Linked DNA regions of Mus musculus: region 2 is linked to region 1. The links are chromatin contacts, found by Hi-C or POLR2A ChIA-PET in ENCODE. All regions are on one chromosome and are shown on one strand. Each heading gives the region's core, a stretch centred on a gene start or an enhancer-like site at or near the end of the contact. The rest is flanking DNA. Distances are from core to core; before and after follow the strand shown.

What was found. A loop is a pair of places that touch in the nucleus more often than their neighbours do. ChIA-PET counts read pairs that join two places held with the same protein, here RNA polymerase II (POLR2A).
Region 2: a loop to region 1 is called in a map of left cerebral cortex, with 2.3 times the contacts of the local background. The contact joins the promoter of Asic2 here to the enhancer-like site in region 1. A Hi-C loop is called at or near these places in 2 of 37 maps with a recorded cell type or tissue (both left cerebral cortex). POLR2A ChIA-PET finds 5 or more read pairs at or near these places in 1 of 5 experiments (embryonic stem cell).

Annotation. Positions count from the first base shown.
Region 1 is chr11:80,960,287-80,962,986 of GRCm38, forward strand. The region is part of intron 2 of Asic2 (acid-sensing (proton-gated) ion channel 2); the gene reads right to left. Among named protein-coding and RNA genes, the nearest start is that of Gm51909, 64 kb to the left of the region's middle. Within about 2 kb of position 1,254, at least 1 of the 3 ENCODE cell types and tissues checked has a DNase peak (open chromatin) inside an H3K27ac peak, as active enhancers do; it is left cerebral cortex, where a contact is called at or near this core.
Region 2 is chr11:81,151,632-81,154,331 of GRCm38, forward strand. It overlaps Asic2 (acid-sensing (proton-gated) ion channel 2), which reads right to left and starts at 1,272. Exons shown (of 10, transcript NM_007384.3): 1 at 127-1,272. The coding sequence starts at 834. It overlaps Gm51910 (a long non-coding RNA gene), which reads left to right. Exons shown (of 3, transcript XR_003949744.1): 3 at 1-102.

The DNA.
Region 1 (2,700 bases), core at 4-2,503:
ACTGTTGTTAATATTATTTAATAAGGAAAAGTATATTGCTGTTAAAAGGGCATCTTTAGGCCTCTGCATGGTGGGAAACAGTAGTCTAGGCCTGATCTTCCGACAACTAAATATCTGTGAGTCCCCTCAAGTGCTCTGAGGATTCAGGGCATGCCCTGAGATTCCACATCTAACACGCTCCCAGCTGAGCCTAGGCTTCTGGGTGAGGACTGACTTCCAGTTCACATTAACAATAACTGTCCTAATAATTATTAGTGTGTGTGTCGCGCACGGTGATATCCAAGGAGGTCAGAGAAAGGTGTTGCATCACCTGGGAGTTACAGGCAGCTCAACATGGATGCTGGGAACAGAACTTGGTTCTTCTGGAGGAGCTGAAAATGCTTTTAGCCGCTGCACATCTACATTTTAGCAAAACACACCAAGCCAGCTACCAAATGGTTTGGCTTCTACCTGGAAGCTAGCCTAGCACACTCTGGGCTGACCTTGACTTTCCTCTCCCTGTACTTGAGATTTCAGCAACCCACAACCCCACAGCCTCCTCTCACTCCCATGCCTAGCAAATGGAGAGCCAAGCTCATTTCTTCTGCACAGCTCCCCTTCAATGCTCTTCTCCTCCCCTCTGGAGCTGTCACCTCCTTCCTTGTTCTGTTTCTAGTCTAGTGATCAGAGCACCCAACGGCTCCTATGTGAAGACTTGGCCATGCCTTGGACATTGGATGTGAAAGCTGTAGGATGAAAAGATGTCTAACTGTGGCAGAATCATATGTGAATTCCCCAGAAAGTCCCTAGCTTATGTACTCTTACAACCCTCCCTGGACTTCTGCCTGTATTCCTGAGGTGCCCGAGAACACAGTGGGTGCACAATGAAGATCCCCTAAACAGGATATTGGGTCTGTTTCCTCAGCTCCCTAGGTATTCTCTTTGGGCTGCTGGCTGTCTGGCTGGGACCTCCAACGAGATCATATATGCTTTCTGCACCACACTTAGCAGGTCTCCAGCATGATAAAAATCAGGTTGCTCCATAGATGCCGGCTTCCAGCAGTGCATCTAATTTATAGCATCATTCCTTCCGAGTCTTCAGGCACCTGTGGAGATGCCCACCCAGCACAAAGCCCTTCTCTAAGCATAAGCAGGGCTTCTCAGCTGGTGGCTGCATGTCAGTGTGCTCTGGACTCCACTCAGAATTCAGGCCAGAGCCACTGCCTCTCATTCTTGGGAAGTCCTTAGGACCTGGCACCATGACAAGAGTTTTTCCTGGGAGCCAGAGATGCTGGAGAAACCATGGCAACCTCAGTCTCATTCTAGCTGTGTCCCATTTGTAATGGGGTGGATGTGGGGGTAGGAACTCTGCTCTCCCTGATGGCTGCTCAGGCCTTCCAGCTATGGTAAAAATTTATGGTTATTTTTAATTTAACTTTTATATTTATCAAAGCAGTCTATGTACATAATTTTAAAAGTTAAGTGGTGCTTCAAGGCACTGACTGAAAAGCGTGTTTCCCGATCCATCTCTGCACTCCGTTCCCCACTAAGAGCTACCCCTCCGAGGCTCTACTTTACGCTCATTGAGCTATCTTTTCTGTGTTCATGCATCACAGGCAACAACTGCTTGCCTGCTATTTCTTGGTGGTACAACTCTGACACGTTTGCTCCTGAGTTCTTACCACAGAGGATGAGCGCACGTGGGCTTCTTTCGTGGAATGCCTCCCTTTGCTTGCCTTCCAGCCACCCTCAGAATACAGGTATAGATTTGAGCTCAATTGGTTATTTAGCTTTCACATAGCCATAACTCTACAAATGTTCGTAATCCAGCCTTATAACACAGAAAGGTGTGTGTGTGGGGGGGGGGGGTACATGTGTGTGGATGGATGGCCCATGTGTGCAGGACAGAGGACAATGTCAGGTATGATTTCTTAGTTAGGCGTCTTCCACCTTCTGTTTGAGACAAAGTCTCTCACTGGCCTGGAACTTTATCAAATGGTCATGACTACTGAGCTTCAGGGTCCTCATGCCTTCCAAGGAAGTGTTCTACCCACTGAGCCATCTCCCCAGCCCCATAGATGATTGCGCTCTTAGGCTTTTGGTTTCGTGTAGCCTGGCGTTTTGCTCACTCATTCATCTCATTCCTTTCCCTGGAACCTGCCCTGGGAGCAGAACTCTGAAATGCCTTTCAGGACACTGGCCAGCTCCGCAAATGTGGTCCCTCCTGGAGCCCACAGCTGCCTGCTGTGTTTTGGACTCACAGCTCTCTCCTCACCGGCTGCCCCCTTTTCTCCACTCACACCTGGAATTCTTGCTCAGCAAAGTTCTCTGTTCCCAGGTCCTCACTTTATCTTTTCTCTCTGGCTTTTTTCTCTCTCATCCCTCAGTAACGTCTAGCAGGAGTCACCTGAGACACGAGTTGTTCTGAAACCCAGTTCTCCCCTCGAGTCACACTTACAATCTGCTGAATGTAGAATTCTGTGTTGGACAAGAAGGGTGTTGACCTCTCCTTCAGAAATGCCCCGCCTCCTGTGTGTAGATCTGATTCCAGAGTCCAGGAAGACAACCATTTTTTCCCCCTCTAGTCTAGATTTTGCAAGTTTGTGTCTTGGCCTTTGTGCTTCGTCCCCACCACAGGTAGGACTTGGTATCCTGCAGCCTGGATGCTCATGTCCTTCAGCGGGGGATGGGTAGCATCAGTTTCTTCCCCATGCATGGCCC
Region 2 (2,700 bases), core at 22-2,521, 190 kb after region 1:
ACCCAGTCAGGAAGTAGTGACACTCACAGGGGCCTGGTGTCCAGTCCCTGGGGCCCACCTAAGAGCCTCAGGACTCCTGGGAAGCGCGGGGTCAGAAAGGGCGGGTTCGCGCGGAGGGCAACTCACTGAGGAGAAGTTGTGCGGGCCACAGAGCTCGCCCCGGTACTTGCAGGAGAGCAGCATGTCCTCCAGCTGGTGGCCCAGACGGTCCATGAAGGCAGCGCTGATGCCCTCGAAGTGGCGCGGCGGCAGGAAGAGGCGGAAGTCGGCCAGCTTGCGGAACCACTGTCTGCGCGGCTCGTCGCCCCGCAGCAGCTCGCTGACCAGCGGGCGCGCGGTGCGGTTGGGCAGCAGCAGTCCTAGCCAGTGGCCCGCGTAGTAGAGGTCCCCCTTGGAGAGGCGCGGGAAGCGCAGGGGGTTGTTGTTGCACACGGTGACAGCGGGGAACGGCAGCTGGCGGCTCCACTCGCGGTGCACTCGCGTGTGTGACGGGAAACTGAGCCAGTAGAGCAGGCGGTTCGAGGACCAGGACAACAGCAAGCCAAGGGACGTGCAGAAGGCCAGCACCCACAGCGCCCGCCGCTGGAAAGAGCCTCCCGCCGCCGTGCGCCCCGCGCACATGTGCCGCAGCCCGTGCAATTTAGTGCGACTCAGGGACGGCCGCCCCCTGCGGGCGACCCCTGGCCCCTGCAGCTCCCGATCGCCGCTCCGGTCGCCCCCGGGCTGCCTAGCTGCCGCCACCGCCGCGGGCGCCGGCTGCTCGCGGGCCATACGGAAGCGTCCCGGGCCGCTGAGCGCGGTCGCCGGCAGCCGGGCTCCGCCGCTCCGGCTCATTCATTCAGCCCGAGGCTGGCGACAGCGGCGGCGGCCCCGGCCGGGCGGAGCCGCCATGGGAGTCCGCAGCAGCAGTGGGAGCAGCAGCAGCCGCGCGCAGCTTGTGCCAGGGAAGCCTGCTCCCGACAGGAGCTCCGGTGGCGCGGCATGCCCTCCCGGCGTCGCCGCCGCCGCCTCCGCGGGCGCTCGCCCGGGACTGAGTGCCGCCTCGGCCCGCCGCCCCTAGCTCTGGCCTCTCCTAACTACCCCCCACCCCCAGGCTCTGCTGGCCCCGAGTCTTCCAGAAGGACGAGAGTCACTGGGCACTACCTCCGGAGGGGCCCCATTGGGAGCCGCCTCTCCAATCCCTGGGCTCTGTGCCCGCCGACCTATCCTGGTCCTGGACCTCGGGGGACCCTGAGATGAGTCCCCCCTGCACGGACTAACCCCAGTTTTTACGCTGATCCTGAGAGAGAGACCACTGGGCCACCATGCCTGGTTTGGCCAGTCCCGGGGACCCCACTAGTCTGGCCCTTAGCCCAGTGGTGCTGGGACATGCGAGGGAAGGCGCCAAGGAACGAGCGCCCCCAGAGGCACTCCGCGGCTCCAGGCTCGGCGGGTGGGGTGGGTGTGTACTGGGGTGAGTGGTCGCCGAGTGGCGACTTGCACCTTCCCTTTCCTCCAGGACCCTTCTTTCTCACGGCTGCCGGAGCTGCTTTCTGCTGAGACGCTCCCAGGCTTCCCCAAGTCCTGAGTCCCGCGGGGTGTCTACTGTCGTCTGGGGCGGGGGCTTCTCAAGGCGTCCTGCGGAAAGCTGCTCGCTGCTGGGCCCCTCCAAGGTTGCTGGTGCTGGGAAACTATCGCTTTTCCTCTCGGCACGGATCGTCTTTAGAAAAACCCGGCTATGCTGTTCCTTGCCTCTTATTCTCTCTGGGAGACGGGAGCTGGGAACTGCGGAGCCCAAGCAACACCTCCTGAGGCTGATCCGGACTCGCTGCTCATCGAAGCTCGCAGCTCCGGTGGGCCCGTCTCCTCTCAAGACTCCAAGTCCACGATGGCGGTGACAGTGGCGGCGGCTGCTCTCCTCTCTCGGTAGCCCGGCCCTCCTCGGGCCCCGGGCGAACTTGGGCAGCAGCCGCGCGAGGCTGGCGCGGCTGGCGCTGCTGGGCTCTGAGCACCTGCTACTGCGCTCGCTGGCCCCGCGGCTCCGGGCGGGCGGGGCGGCGGCGGCCGAGGCGAGCGCTGTGCGCTCCTGGAGACGCGGTTCTGACGCTCCCGGCTCCTCCTTGCTGCATTTTAATTCCTGGCCACTGTGGCCGCTGCACACCAAGCGGGAAGCCTCTTGTTGAAGTTGCAGGGGATGTTGGGGCGGGGGGGGGGGGTTGGGGGCAGCACAGATGTGGTCGGTTGTACCGGCTTGTGGAAGAGATGGAGAGTAGTAAGAATGCTGTGTTTATGTGCAAGCCGTGTGCAAAGAAATGTGAAGGGATGCCTGGGCGTGTGAAATGGGCTGGAGAGAGATGGGACTGTGCAGCGTGGGCACTTGAGCAAGTGTGAGTGCGGTGTCGTGCAGGGGTGTGTGTAGGATGTGAACTGTTTATATGTGAACCGGCGTTTGTGCCAAGTCTTCAATTCGTGAAGCTGCCTGTGGGTTGATGTGCTGCGGCTGCTGGATGTGTCATAAGTAGACGAGTGCCTGTGATGGGCTGTATGTTCTATGTGTGCACATCCTTGGCTGTGGGTATGAATGAGTATAGTTTCCGATTTGCATGTGTATGAATTTCTTTTAGGAAGGGCTATGTGACCAGTTACTGGGAAAACTTACAGGACTTGTGGCAGGATGGACTCAAGGGGACAGCTCCTCTCTTCTGCCTCTAGAAATTTATC